Linked DNA regions of Homo sapiens: region 2 is linked to region 1. The links are chromatin contacts, found by Hi-C or POLR2A ChIA-PET in ENCODE. All regions are on one chromosome and are shown on one strand. The core of a region is the stretch at or near the end of the contact, and the rest is flanking DNA. Distances in the headings are between cores, read along the strand shown. Region 1 holds the start of LINC02310 (long intergenic non-protein coding RNA 2310). Region 2 has its middle 38 kb from the start of PTGER2.

Region 1 (7,709 bases), core at 2,941-5,440:
CGAGTGAAGAAACTTGTGTTTACCTCTTCTATGTGACTCAGAAGTTGATCCATAATTGACATCTGCGAAAAAGAGAAGCAAAGCACCTCCTCCTTTCAGGACCACCTTGAGAAAAAAAAAAAAGAGGTGTTTTTAGCTTCCTCTTCACCTTTTGTCTTTTGTATATAGTCTAGCCTTTTCATTGTATAGATGAGGAAACTGAGGATCAGGATGGCAAAGTGACTTCTCAAAATTATCTAATCAGTGCAGGGCTGGAGCTAAAATCCAGGGCTCCCAACTCTGCAGACCAGCATTGTTTTTATGACTTTCCCCTCTGTCTTCTACCTAGTCCTCTTTTCTCAGAGCCTCCTCTCCTAGCCCCTCACTATTATCATAACTACAATTTATGGAGTGCTCACTACGTCTTAGGCACTGTACACTTTCCATGTATTTTGTTTAATCCTAGCAGCTTTATAAGGTCGATATTATGATAATCCCCACATCATGGATGAGCCTGTTGAGGTTTAGTAGCTTACCTGGGGTTCCATCACTGGTGGTGATTCATGAATGAGCCTGTCGAGGTTTAGTAGCTTACTTCGGGTTCCATCACTGGTGGTGATTCCAAAGCCCATGGCCCAGCATTCCCACAGAAGACTTGATTTGTTTGTAGTCTCTATTCCTCAAGACTAGGAAAGTTACAGGGCTCATTTTTTTTCCCTACTATCAATAATTCATGTTCAAGTGTAAATAGCCTGTGAATTATTTTGCTAGGGCTGCCATAGCAAGGTACCACAGACTGGGCAGCTTAAATAACATAAATTTATTTTCTAATAATCCTGGAGGCTAGAAGTCTAAGATCAAGGAGTCCCCAGGATTGTTCTCCTCCAAGGCTCCTGTCCTTGCTTTGTGGATGGCTGTCTTCTTCCAGTGTCTTCACACGGTCTTCCCTGTGAACAGGTCTGTGTCTCAATTTCCTCTTATAAGGAGACCCATCATATTGGATTAGGGCCCATCCCAGTGACCTCATTTTAACCTAATTACCTCTATAAAGACCCTGTCTCCAGATACAGTCACATTCGGAGCTACTGGGGGTTAGGACTTCCATGAATTTTAGGGGGACACAATTCAGTCTACAACAGCCTGATATGTTGCCCCTGGCAAGAGTATTTTTATTTTGAAAGAAGTTTCTTAGGTACAAAAACGCATAAGTCCAAAGGAATAACCTACAGTAGGTGTTCCAAACACCAGACTAATGTAGTACGTACTCTGTTAAAGGGAGGTGGGAAGAATACAGGTTTTACCTTTACTTTCTACAATATTGGCCAATTCTGACTCTCAGATCATATGTGTGAATTCTCAGGTCATTTTCAGAGGCTTGGATTATAGGAAGAAAACAAACTGGTGGTGCCTATTCATCAAACCTCCGTTGACACCTCACATTTCTAATAGTCATCCCTTTTGGAAAAATCTGTAATTCTCACGATTTAATGTAATTAACAGCTATTTTCAAATTTCAGAGGTGCCTTGGGTGAATTCCCAGGGTCAATGAATGACACAGCCCCAGAGCCATTTATTGTTAGCTTGGGAGCTATTTGCTTGGCGTGCAAATAATTCCCTGGCTCCTGACTGAAGAGAGGCCAATTTCTCTTTCTCAGGAAGGCCCTCAAGTTCTGTTTATAAATCCTCTTTTGTCATAAAATCCAGACACAGAGAGCCTGCTGTTGCACTCTGGCTACTTCCTGTAGTGAAGTAAAATCAGGGATAGGATGCAGGGACAGTTGATGCAACTGGACGTCTAAGCCCTGCCCACCTAGGACCCCCGGAATCAGGAGTCAATAAGGAAATGAGGAAGAGGCACTGCAGGCTGCAGAGGATGGGACCTCCTGGGATCCTCCTTTCCTGAGGGACATGGGGCTTACACAGGGGCTCTATTGTTCATAAAAAGATGAGGTGCCAGACTCCTGTCCTGAGAAAGAGGAGAAGCCTCTCCCCCTCCCTTGCTTCCTGTACTCTCCCTCTTCTCTAGTCACCTTGGCATTTGAACTTGTTGTTCAGGTCAAGCAAGTTGGTGCAGATGGCAGATTATTTTATCTGACATGTCCAACCTGTGTCAAAAACGTGTCTGTTTGGTCACATAAATGCTGCCTGATGTTGCCCTTCCCCTCATCCCCACCTCCTACTGTTCCCAAAGCCCTGGCTTTATTTTCTCTTGAAGAATAGCTGGATCAAAGTTATTACCTCTGATTTAAACCCATCCATAGGATGGCAAAACACTAAAAATGAAATCCCAACTCTTCTGCTAATTTGCCATGACCTGTGTGAGTAGTCTGACCTCGCTAAGCCTTAATATTCTTCCCTTTGTAAAATCATCTCTGAGTTCCCTTCTGACTCTCTGTGACTCTAATAAGAAAGGAACAAAAAATCTCACTACTGCCCAGCAAGCTGAAGGGCTTGTGAGAGCGAGCCACGCTGTCTTTGACTCTGAGGGGCACTGCTGGGCTGCCTCCTTCCACCTCTTAGGGTGGGTGAGGAGGCAGAGGCACTGCATGCCATGTGCTCCCAGCCTCCCTCCCAGAGAATCCCCTGTGGGACAAGTCTGGGCTTCACCCTGAGTGCTCCTGAAAGCAGGTCAGAGCCTGAGAGTGCAGGCGGGTGCGAGGGAGGGGAGGCTCCACACATTTGTTTTTGATCCTCAGAACACGCCAGATGGACTTAGGATAACTTGGGATCTGTAAGTGAACATTCTTGTCAGGAGGCCAAAAAGGACAGCGCCAGGCCCTTCTGGGCTACATTGTGCCTAAGGGTGATGCTCCCTCTCCCAGGCTCGGAGGCCGAGGGCCTGCTCTTTGTTGCGAGGGGAGGCAGCTGTGGTGCAGAAAGCTACAGTGTTTGTATTTCCTACTTTTGTTTCTAGCTCTTAGGCACCTTGGCTAGCAAAGAATCCATCCAATCTCCCCTTCCTTCTTTCCCTTCCTTCCTGCCTTTTCTCTTTCTCTCTTCCAAAAAGGCATGTATTTTCTCTTTTCAAAGCCATAACAAAAAGGGATTTATTTTCTCTTTTCAAAGCCGTAACAAAAATGTTTATTGTTGTTTCTAAATAAAAGGGTGAAACCACAGTGAAAAAATGTAGTTCCTGCTTCATATAACATCCTTTCTCCAAAATAGTGATCTGTCTCACACTCCAAGACCCAGTAACTTTTGTTAGGTCGTCAACAACTGTTTAATACACATTATTCAGAAAGCCTGGGAAGATAAAGATTTTCATGTTATAGATTTTCCCATATACTTGAGAAATACATTCCACGGCCTAGAAATTTGTTAAGCATGTATGTGCAGTCACAAATGTACTACTAGTTTGTAAATAACACGAATATTTGTTCATGGAGGTGGAAGGGATATTTCACATGATTCATAACCATCTGGTTATAGAGCAGGAAATGAGGTGTTTGGCAAATATTCTGGGTTTTTTTTTTTTGCCAGCGAATTATTTTTTTCCCCAAAGAAGTTAAACATGTGCTCCATGGCCTACGACCTGCAAGAGGTCTTGTACTGTTTATCGTGATAATCTGTGGGCTCCTGGTGCCTGTGCTGCCACGGAGCTGTACAGCCACGGAACGCAGCTGCCTGAAGTTAATGATTCAGGAGTCACCATCTGTGCTGAGTTCTGTCTCTTTGGCACATACCACACAGACACGTCCAGAGGTGAAGGCAGTACTTACACTCACAGATTAACATTCCTGCTCATCGGAACAACTTTCCAAGGAGAAGGCCCAGTTTTCTGAATATTAAAACTTTAGGTGAGTCATTAGAATCTCATGTTTGGGGAGTCTGTAGGCCAAATTAGTCAGCCAGACAGTGTGACAAGCTGGACATGAATATATGTAACTGGACGAGCTACAGGGGCCTTACTAATCAATTAGCCAGAACAACCTCCTTTTTTATATGTGGATCCAATTTTCCAGTTCAGTTTTGCAGAAGGGGCTATTCTGTATCCCTGTGGTTAGGGCTAAATGTTAAGGCACACCATGCGAGGGGCAGGGAGGATTTATCCCTTGCTATAAGTGTTCTTAACTTACCCTGTGTGAATTCTCTCCTAGAAGTGGGTAGGTTGGGGTCCTGGAGACCTGGGCAGGGAAGATCTGTTCCTTGAGTTTGGTCAGTGAGGAGCAGAGAAGGATCTCAGAGGTGGTATCTGATCTGCAAGAGGAGACTGGAACATAGATCCACGCTGCCTGCCTAGTGAGCTGTCATCATAGAAGACTTGGGCAGAGAGGCTGAGTCTATATATATACATCAGGAAGGAAACTGAGGCAGAAAGAGAGCATTCCAAACAGAGGCCAGGACGCATGCCCAGTCTGGAGGGAGTGCTCCTTCACAGGGCACAGCTGCAAGCCCTTTACATAAGGTATTTGTGGCTTCTGCCATAGGTGGAGAAGAAAAGGTTAAGATCAATAAGTTTGCTCAGACACCTTCCCTTTGACACCACACTATGGTAGGCAGGTACATACCTAGAGCTTGAGACAAGAGATGTGAAGTTTTCAGAGATTTGGAAACACTTGCAAAGTATATGTGTGTGTGAGTAGCAAAGATGATTTGTGGGAGAGAAAAACAACTTTTACCTACTAATCTTTTTTGCTTTTCTTCAAAAGTTAGGGGCATAAGTGTGTTGTACTTTGTACCTGCTTTGTTAATAAATTGGTTGTGTTTGATACAAAGGTTGAACACCTGTAATCTCAAACTCCAAAATCTAAAATCCTCCAAAATCTGAATGTTTTGAGCACTGACATCGCGCCACATGTAGAAAATTCCACACCTCACCTCGTGTGATGAGTTGCGGTCAAAACACAGTCAAAAGTTTGTTTCGTGCTTAAGATTATTTAAAATATTGTATAAAATTATCTTTAGGCAATGTTTATAAGGTGTATATGAAACATAAATGAATTTTTTGTTCAGACTTAGGTCCCATCCCTGATATATCTCAAGGTATATAGTCAAATATTCGAAAACCCAAAAGTATCCAAAATCTGAAACACTTCTGGTCCCAAGCATTTCAGATAACGGGTATTCAACTTGAATTTAAAAGTGTGAAGTCCTTGAAAAAAAGTTTAGAAACATAGACAACAATTTTTTTGGTCTCTAGAACCAAAAGGGGGAAATGTCTTAGGAGAAAGTTGTTATACATATTTACTTGGATATACAAAAAAATTATAAAAGTGAAGATTTTCCTCTCAGCATTAGAGCTGGTTAAGTGCATATTTTGAAACTAGTCATTTAATGCTTTGGTCTATTTCCTTGCTTCTGACATAGAGATATTGGTACTTAGGTTTAAATTACAAGGGCCGTTCTGAGAATCACTGCACCTCCCCACCCACGATCCCCTCCCGTGAACACATAGAGGAGGCTGTATTCATTTCGGTGCACATGTTCCCAAGGTAGAAGTCATGGTCTTCAGACAAGGCAAAGCCAATTTTCTTTAGCTCTATTCTTGGTGGTAAAATGCTCTTAGCAACTTACTCAAGAACAATAGCTATGCAATTTTTCAAAGAACTTTCTCTCATCATCTATATAAGAAAAATATGTCATTGTCACAAACAATGTTAATTAAATAGCCAATATTTATAAGCTGAGCAAATTGCATTTTTTTTTTGCATATTTCACCATCTCACTAGAAATTCTTAGATTATGAAAAGTACACTAATAAGAAGTCTCTAACAACCAGGCTTTTGGAACAAAGAAATAATGATAAACCTAATTTCCTACTTTCATTCAAAAAATTACACCCTGATATGCTAATAATCCTCTCTGAAGACAGCAGGTAAACTAGAAAATTGGGAAAAAGAGTCTCAACCAGGGACAATAGATTCCATAATTTTTTCACTGGTCTCCAGGTTTTCCCGACTCCAAATTATCCTATCCACCATCACCAAAGAGAGTGCCCCAAACCTAGATCTGCTCACTCCTTGGCTCAAAACATGTCAGCAGATTGCCAGTGTGTACAGAATAAAGCCCAACCTCCCTGGAATGGCCTCTAAGTCTCTCCAGGATCGGGCCCTAGCCTGATGCTCCAGTTCTGTTTCCCACACACTTACTGTCCCCACCCCACATCGGCACACCCTAAACTCAGCAAACTGCTCACTGCTCCTAGCCAAGCCCTTTTCCTGTGTGTCTACCATTGCTCATGAGCTTTCTTCTGTTGATACCCTGGCCCCAGCTCTGCTCTTGGAAACCTTACCCTTTCGTCATTCCCTGAGTCAGAATTTACCACTCCCTCTTCTGCCTTCCTTAAACATTGCATTCAGCAGGTCTTCCTTCTCCTCCCCGTCTATCTTTATGCATGTCTCACACTTGTCTGCCAGGCTACTGCATTAAGGGACTATTTGTAGTTAATGGTTCACCCATCACAGTTACTTGAAAATATTAAGGGCTCAATAAATATTAAATCTACTACTTTCCTCTCTAGTAGACATTAGCCACCATCTGAATGTGCCCCATTTTTCGGTAGATACATGAGTGCCTAGTAAAACCTCATTAATCTAGATTAAATTTGGGATATATCATCTGAGTTAGAAAAATATCTGACTATTAGAATATTGTTTCCAAAATATAACTTTATTACTTTTGAGTGCCTGCAGTTATGAGAATTAGGCTGAAAAGTGTTGTTCTTCATTGAATTGATGGATTTGAAATTATTATATCACAATAGGCTTAGCAGTACCTCCTCTGTGCTTCAAATTTAGTTAAATTATTGATACATAAGTGGGTGCTTCCAAAGTGTTTCTCTCTATCTAAGAGAGCTGTTTTCTCAGTATTTTTATTCTGGTTATATTTATATTATTGATTGACTCTCATAGAATAAACTTTAGACCAGCTCTTGTCAAAAGTAGTGAAATCATTGAATTGACTTAAGTAGAAATAAGAGGTTTTGTTAGATAAGGCAAATACAGGCGAATAAGAAAGTGAGAATTTTTGAATTTATTTTTTCTTTTATGCTTCAATGTGCAGAGAATGTTGTTTTTTTTTTTAGTTAGCAAATATTCCTTTTTTAAAAAAAGTTTTATTTTTAATTGGCAAAAAATAATTGTATATATATATGGGCACAATGGAATGTTTCAATACATGCATACATTGTGGAATGATCAAATCAGGCTAATAAACACAGTCATCATCTCAAATATCTATCATTTCTTTGTGGTAAGAACATTTAAAGTCCTCTCTTTTAGCTATTTTGAATGTAAAATGTATTATTATTAACTTTAGTCACCATGCCATGCAATAAGTCACCAGAACGTATTCCTTCTGTTTCTGTCTAACTGAAACTGGTGCCCTTTGACCAATGTCTTTCCTTCCCCATCTACCGCTCTACTCCCAGCCTCTGGGAACCATTCTACTCTCTACTTCTACTTTTTTTAGATTCCACATGCAAGTGAGGTCATATGGTAACTGTTTCTCCATGCCTGGCTTATTTCACTTGGCATAATGTCCTCTAGGTTCATTCATGTTCATACAAATCACAGAGTCTCCTGCATCATTACTATTTTCTCCCCTAATATTTTACTCTTGTCCATTATCACCTAATTAATCAGTATTTTTATTTTTTGGCAACTCAACTTTATCCAGTCTTTCTAAAAATTTCAATCTGTTTTTTGGAGAAATAAAAATCTCTCTTTTGTAATTCCATTGGTGTATATACTATTTAATAAAATTATATAATTACAATAAAAAACTATAAC
Region 2 (7,709 bases), core at 2,265-4,764, 950 kb after region 1:
GCAGGGCCCAGAGACTTGGACATTTGCTCAGGACAGTGCGCGCTGCAATCGACTAAGGCTGCTTTCTGTTGCTGCCAAGCAACAAAATTCAGAACAAAAACTGTTACCCACTTCTGATTCATCCAATATTTTTTATAGTCCATGGGTTCATGTTACGTGCTTATTGGCTTAAATTTATTTATTTAAATAAATAAAATTATAAAGTTTAAAATAAACCTAAACTTAAATAATGGTTTAGGTATATTTTAAACCTAAAATATAAGCCATAATATTATAGGTTGGATCAATGTTTTTTAGACTACGTTTGCTATTCTAATCACAACTGGGAAAAAGTGATCCCTAGCCCATTTGCTTTTGAGGCTCTTGCCTGACACCAGTTCATGTTTTCTGAAGAATACCAAAAGGAAAATGTTACCACCACTCACTCATTTAACAAATGATCTGCTGTTGATTTTCTGGGCTGCAGATTCTGTGTTAAACATTTAAACAGCCACACGGAAATGACAACTTACTGACAAAGTTGGCTAAGAAGTTCCATGGTTCCACAGTTCAGATCTCTAAGTATGAGTCCACGTTGCCTGCTTGCTCAGCACACAGGAATGCTTAATTTACATGGTACTTTTTTAACTAATAAACACTTCTTTCTAATGCAGGGCTAACTTGCAGAAGCCTAACTTAGTATTCTTGGGTTTTTTGAACCATATCACAGGAGATAAAGCAGGGAATTCTTTTCCTAAGAATCACTGCAAATTTGTAAATATTGTATGTCAGTAAATATGGCATTAAGATGGAATTTCTGTTTGGTAAGATTAGTGACTGTTATTTTCACAGCATGTTCTGACATAAGAAGAGCATACTTATTTTTTAAGCAGAGTACACGATAAAATGTATAATCCTTTCCCAAATCTCATTATTCAAAATTTTCTAGAACACAGCCTCCTTTGTTAGAATATAACCTTGTGGGCAGGAAATTTATCCTATTTATTTGGCATACAGGTCGTATCTAGTTAGCAGCTGTTGTGAATAGTGCCAACGCCAGATAATTACATGGATTATGGACTGCATTATCTAATCAAGAATCAAGATGCATGCCCTATCTTTTGCTCTTAAAAGATGGCATGAGAAAAACAAACAAAAAAAATGGAAGTAAAATATTAGGATTCTAATAACTCCCCAATCAAGAAAACTGTGTTTTTGCACATGAAGAAATAAGTGTGGTCATTGTGATTTTGGAAAAATATATAATCTCACACTAAGAACAGTAATGTAAACAGCACATGGACAATTAGCTATAAATCTCTAGAAAGCAATTCTTTATACTGAAGGACAAGAACCAAGATATTAATATTTATGGGTACACACACACACACACACACACACACACAAAACAAGAAACATGATGTGGTATGGCCTTGCACCTTGGGTTTGGCTGGCCAACCAAGGGGAAAACCCCTGACCCAAGCTGTCCTGGGCACATTCTCTTTTTGGTATTTGGAAATGGAGACGAGAAAGCTGAGTCAGAATCTACGTGTGTGACAGTCCCTGCCATGTGTAAGCTTGGGCATTCTGGGGAGGCCATGTTTTGCTCTGTGAACTAAAGGGCAGAAAAAGCCATTCAGTAAAGAGAAACAAAGGAGATGAGTGCTGTATAATCTCCTGTTGCTGCTGTAACAAATTACCACAAACTTAATGGCTTAAGACATACAGATGTGTGATCTTACAGTGCTGGAAGTCAGAAGTCTAAAATTGGCTGGCCGTTTGCATTCTTTCAGAGGCGATAGGAGAAATTCTATTTCCTTGCTTTTTCCATCTGAGGCTGCCTGAATTCCTTGGCTTATGGCTACATCACTCCACTCTGCTTCCATTGGTCACATCTTCTCTGACTCTGACCTTCTTACCCGCTTCTAAGGACTCTTGTGATTACACTGAGCTCACCTGGATAATCCAAAATAAATTCTCCATCTCAAGATATTTAATTTAATTGCAAGGTTCCTTTTGCTATATAAAGTAGCATTTTACAAGTTCCAGGAATTAGGACACCTTATGTGTGGTGGGGGACGGGGGGTCATTATTTGCCTACCCTAAAAGCTCAAGGAGGAACAGTGATGACAGGTTCCAATAAAATGAAAAGTTCCAGTAGCAAGCCATTCCTGCATTTCTGCTCTTGGATGCCATGACACACTCTTATACTCCTGTAAGAAGCCTTTTGGGCAACAGCTGCCTGAGCGCTCTGTTGACATGAATTCTGAAGACTTATTGGAATGTCATGATGAGTGAATGAATGTCTGCCAGGGCACCAAACAAGGAGAGCTATCTCATATGTGTCACAAATTCGCCATCCTTGCTCAGGATTAGAAGTTGTAGAATTAGTATGGCTGGGTGTAAAGAATCATTTTGTTCATTATAAAAAGGGGGCTTAAACTATGAACATTTAAATCCTTGTTAATAGTACCAGAACCTTAATTAAGGGCTATTTGCCTCAGGAGCCTGTCTGTAATCTCAGGAGCTGAGAGTAGGTAGGCCACATGTTACCATGCACTAGATGCATAGCACTTAGGAAAAAAATCAACTTGATGATTTTGCTACATAACACCTCTCCCTTTGAACAAAACAGTTGCTGTTTGGGGTCCCAGATCACAAACCTTTGAACAAAACAGTTGCTGTTCAGAATCACTGATCACGGACCTTAGGATCGCATCATACGGCTCCTCCTAAGTAGCATGGCCACAGGCAGGAGGCAATCTGTCTCACTAGGCAAAGCATTTTTCCATGTCAGAGCATTTGCTCACAAGAGAAGGCCATTGGTTTCAGCAACCCAAAGTTTTCTTTCTGTCAGTTTTGTTTAGTGCCCTGTGCCAGGAGCTCACTTATGCCTGTATCCTTGGCTCAATTTAATAGGGAATTCTGCCCTGAGTGACACTTAATAACCTCAGTAACCGCTAGCTCCAGTGTTCTCAGTGACTTCATAGTGCTGAAATTACATCGTCACATTCACACCAGCTAGAAACAAAGATAAGCCCAAGATGGCACAGAATTCATGAGGAGCCGAAGGGTGAGCTGGAGGGTATGGCTACGTTTTTTAAACGGCATCAAGAACTCAACCTGTCTCTCAGAATCAGTGAGAGCACTTAAAAGGAGAGGAGCCAGACTAAATAACTCACCAGGCAGACCTCCTCTGCTTAACTGCCTTGAAGTTTTCCCTTCCTGAAGAATTCTTTCCTCTCTGAAGATTTAAGGAGGCACATGTGATCTAATCCCCCACACTAGCTTCTAAACCCTGTAGAATGAGTGTTTACAAAGTAGAATCTTTTACTAGATATTGTAAGAGAGATGTCTGTGTGTGTTTTGCCAAGAAATTAAAATCCAGTCTTTGCCAAGGAGCATAAATATACTTGGCAGAATCCAGAGGCTCAGTAGCAAAGATAAAAGTAATTGTTCCCTTCAGCCAATTGCTCACACTTATTACAAAACATTTATCTTCCCCCAGGGTGGATTTTCTCCTCTGATGCCGTCTGGCCCAGGAGGACATCATCCTCCGCCCTGGAGGGCCCATGAGATGCTCAGGGCCACATCAGTACATTTCTATGCAGCTCCAGATAGGTACAACCCACAGAGTACAATTACTGACCTGAAACATTTCATCTCTCAGGGATGTGATATTTTCCCCTCCAGTAATGATCAACTTTTAAGAAAGACATTTATATTTTAACTATGTCATTCTTTCCAGTGCTTTAAAACCTGATTTGATTTTCTTCAGCTCTCTGGGCTTTATATAAATGTCAGTAAACTGAATGGGCTGTCAACACCTAGATTAATGATTGGCTAACAGGAGATTTCTTGGTTTTATATTCAGTGAAGCAACTCAGGGACTGTAAGCACTGTGGTGCTTTTACGATTTTTCCCTTAACCCTTTTATGCCCCTAAAGACGTATCACCCTGGGAGAAAAACAACCACAGTGGTCTGATTCTGAGTAAAACCTCTCTGTTCTTCCTTTTCCTGTGCGGTGTGCCCCAAACCAACTAATTATCAGAAAACTAAAATGTTGATACACCCAAATTTAAACTGGTTAAAACTTTTTAACACAATTTGAAGGTCAAAACAAGTCTAACATTTCAACAAAAACTTGTGCCATCATCAGTAACTAAAATTTAATAATACTTGGCAGTGAATTCAATTTACTCTGTGTACTTGACAATACTACAGCTGCGTTTCTTTCTAAAATAGCCTCTAAAACGTTTCAAATAACGCAATTGCTCATTTGTTTAGAACTATAGTTGTTTGTGTACTTATCTTACTTTTCTCTTGAATTGTGTGTTCCTGGAAGGGAGACACTTCAAAGCATTGCACAAGGAAACCAAACATGCATCAGACATAATCCCTGTCGTTCAGGACTTGAAAACACAAGAGATGAGAACTTCACACAAACAGCCATCCCCATCTTCTAATGGTCCTCTTCTTTTTCTCCTTGCACCCCACTGCTACACTTGCAAAAAACACAAACATTGCTTATTATTTATTAAGTGGCTCTTTTCAAAAACTTCTACAAAAAAAGCCGTCCCTCCAGATCCTTTTGAAAAAGAGTAATCCACATTATAAATCATTCCTATAAATCATCATAATAACATATAATGAGGTTACTATTTGGGATTTTTTGAGCAGAGAGGTAGAGTAGAAAGAGCAAAGAAGGAAGTCTCTTCAGAGAATGACTAAAGTAAGCCATTTGGCAATGTTGTTAACATTGTAGCTCACATTTTATATAAAAGCTAGACACTACAGATTTTAGATTATAAATTATTTTTAAAAATCAAACATCCTGGGGAAATGTTTTTAATACATTAATAATATTATTGTCAAGGTCTTTTCCCACAAAACCACAAATAAAAGAGTATAAAGGTCAGGTGTGGTGGCTCACGCCTGTAATCCCAGCACTTTGGGAGGCCGAGATGGGTGGATCACCTGAGGTCAGGAGTTCGAGACCAGCCTGACCAACATGGAGAAACCCTGTCTGTACTAAAAATATAAAAATTAGCCGGGTGTGGTGGCGCATGGCTGTAATCCCAGCTACTCGGGAGGCTAAGGCAGGAGAATCACTTGAACCCGGGAGGCGGAGGTTGCAGTAAGCCAAGATCGTGCCATTACACTTCAGCCTGGACAACAAAAGTGCAACTGTCACATAAAAAAATAAAAAGGTATAAGATGCATGGTTTTGCACATTTCATGGCCTGACAAGTAGTTATACAAACCAGAATTTCTTTTAATAAACCAAGAAAGTCAAATTTATTCCAGGAAAAAAAAGTAAGATGCAAACAAGTCAAAATCTATCACTAAGATTTTTAGATAATAAAGACACTTAAGAGTAACTATTTTCCACCTTCTTTAGCAAACTTAGTAAATCAAAACTTGGATTTACACAAACAATAACCTATGAAGTGCCTTGATAATATATGAAGTGAGGCCACACGCAGTGGCTCATGCCTGTAATGCCAGCACTTTGGGAAGCCAAGGCAGAAGGATTGCTTCAGCCCAGGAGTTCGAGACCAGACTAGGCAACATGGTGAAACTCTGTCTCTATAAAAAATATAAAAATTAGCTAGGCATAGTGCCGTGTGCCTACAGTCCTAGCTACTTGGGAGGCTGAGGTGGGAGGATCAATTAAGCTGGGAGGTCGAGGCTGCAGTGAGCCATGATTGTGCCACTGCACTCCAGCTTGGGTGACAGGGAGAGACCCCATCTTTCTCTCTCTTTCTCTCTCTCTCTCACTGTGTGTGTGTGTGTGTGTGTGTGTGTAGTGAAATTTAAGTATCTAACTTTTCTAGTTTTACTAAGCAGTTTATAAATGTAATTTTAGGATTACATGTGCTAAGTAAAACAAAGTACATCATAACAGAAAAGAGCCTCCCTTATGAGTAAAACACAGATCTTCCAAGATTTTAGCAAAAAAGAAAAGTCCCCAGGAAGTCATTCCAGAATGGGAGTCTGCTAAGGTTTTCCTCATATTGATTCCCACTGAAGCTCTGACTCAAAAATGAACACTCTTCCCTATCCCCTCCCTGCCCCATTCCCTAGTTCCCTTTGACCCATTTAATATTTTCTTTTAGACTTATAAATGCATATACTTGTGTTGCTTTTCATTTTGTAGTGGTTTTTGCTTGATATATTTTAAAACTTAACTAAATAAGAGAGAACATAAGAAATAATTATGGAAAATCAAAACTCTAAAAACAGGCACATTTCCAAAGTACATATTTCTGATCCTAAAATAATCTCCCTCTAACCCTAAAGGACCAGTAATTCTTTGCAGTCACCTTACCCAGCTCCCATCTTTTCCAGTTCCCTGCATTTCCCAAGTTAGCTGAGAAGTCTTGGAATCTATACTAATAAGAACCAATCTTAGAAAATAGTTCTTAGACACAAAATTTGACCCTTTCCTTTTATTTCCTTTCTTTAAATTTCCTTCACCTGTAAGCCTGCACTTAAGCCCAGTTTCCCATCTAAGAAACACAACTGATTAATGGGGACATGGTGATTAGAATAATTAATTATCCACCTCTTTCTAGCCCAAAAGTTACAAGTTCAGTCCACCTTCGGAGGAGGCTGTGATTCAGTGGCAAGTCACTAAGTATACAGCCAAATGTGTGATATCCCTAAACTGGACAACAGCCATTGCATACACACAATGTTATGTCTTACTCCACACTACTGGCTTTGGAGGCCATGGAACTCAGGGGGACTCAGCCTGCTCAGGTCTTATCCACAAACCACTCCCAACAGCTGAATAAAAGGAAGACAAAGCCCCTCAAGACTGCAGGAACAGAAGACACAAACACTTGATGAGAAAAGAGCCATAGGGCTGACTATTTGAACCGCAAAGGAGTTGTGGGAGGAAGTCATTGAGAAATGAAACTCAGATTAACAGCCCAGGACAAACTGGAATTTGACTACATGTTTATGACTCAACATGGAATGCTACCAGATTTTTTTCATGGACGTTTATTCACATCTGAAACATAAACTAGCAAGAAAAAAATCCAACAACAAAAAAATAGCAACAGACTCCCAGTAATTAGAATAATTTCTAGATTTCTGCTTTTTGTAGAAAAACTACAGTTTGAGAGTAATACTGTGAGGAAGACAGCAGAAGTCAAAGATTTGTGAGTGGTCATTTTTTCAGATGGGTTCTCTTTTCTCTTTTTTGTTGGTGTCCCATCCATATCCCCTCAACATTCACCTCATCGGAAACTCCCAGCCCTTGTGGCTCTCCACTTTATGGCTTTCTTCCTAGTCAGGGAGTTAGCCACACTACAAGTCAAGTCACAAGTGTCAGGGTTCATGACCCTGAGTAATCCTCAGTCCAATGTAAGATGAGTAGTTGGTAGATAAATACTCTAACTTCCTCACTCCTCGGTTGGTATAACTTTGAGGCCGGTTCTACACTGGATGCCAGGGTTCCCCAGGGGGATTGAGCTCTGCCTGCCCACGTAGTAACCCCATAACACACCGTTTAAAGGCTGCCTTCCCCTCCCATCTTACTTCTCCAGTTCCCCATTGGTATTTCCTGGGATCATTTCCCTCCCCAAATTACTCGTACCCAAATCTTTAGAGTTTGTTTCTGAGGGGACCCAAATTAAGACAGGGTCTTGGCTGACCCTTGTCTCACTGAGCCAAACATGAATGGCATGGCAAATCCACGTAATACCATGAAACAAGT

Evidence for each region. A loop is a pair of places that touch in the nucleus more often than their neighbours do. ChIA-PET counts read pairs that join two places held with the same protein, here RNA polymerase II (POLR2A).
Region 2: a map of sigmoid colon shows a loop between it and region 1 (5-fold over the local background). The contact joins the enhancer-like site here to the promoter of LINC02310 in region 1. A Hi-C loop is called at or near these places in 1 of 168 maps with a recorded cell type or tissue (sigmoid colon). POLR2A ChIA-PET finds 5 or more read pairs at or near these places in 1 of 52 experiments (OCI-LY7).

The regions. Positions count from the first base shown.
Region 1 is chr14:51,392,945-51,400,653 of GRCh38, forward strand. It overlaps LINC02310 (long intergenic non-protein coding RNA 2310), which reads right to left and starts at 4,191. Exons shown (of 4, transcript NR_146549.1): 1 at 4,056-4,191; 2 at 516-665; 3 at 24-105. It also overlaps a transcript of FRMD6 not described here. RefSeq lists enhancers at 2,178-2,678, 2,679-3,179, 2,840-4,039.
Region 2 is chr14:52,348,422-52,356,130 of GRCh38, forward strand. No RefSeq gene overlaps it. Among named protein-coding and RNA genes, the nearest start is that of PTGER2, 38 kb to the left of the region's middle. Within about 2 kb of position 3,515, at least 7 of the 41 ENCODE cell types and tissues checked have a DNase peak (open chromatin) inside an H3K27ac peak, as active enhancers do; they include sigmoid colon, where a contact is called at or near this core.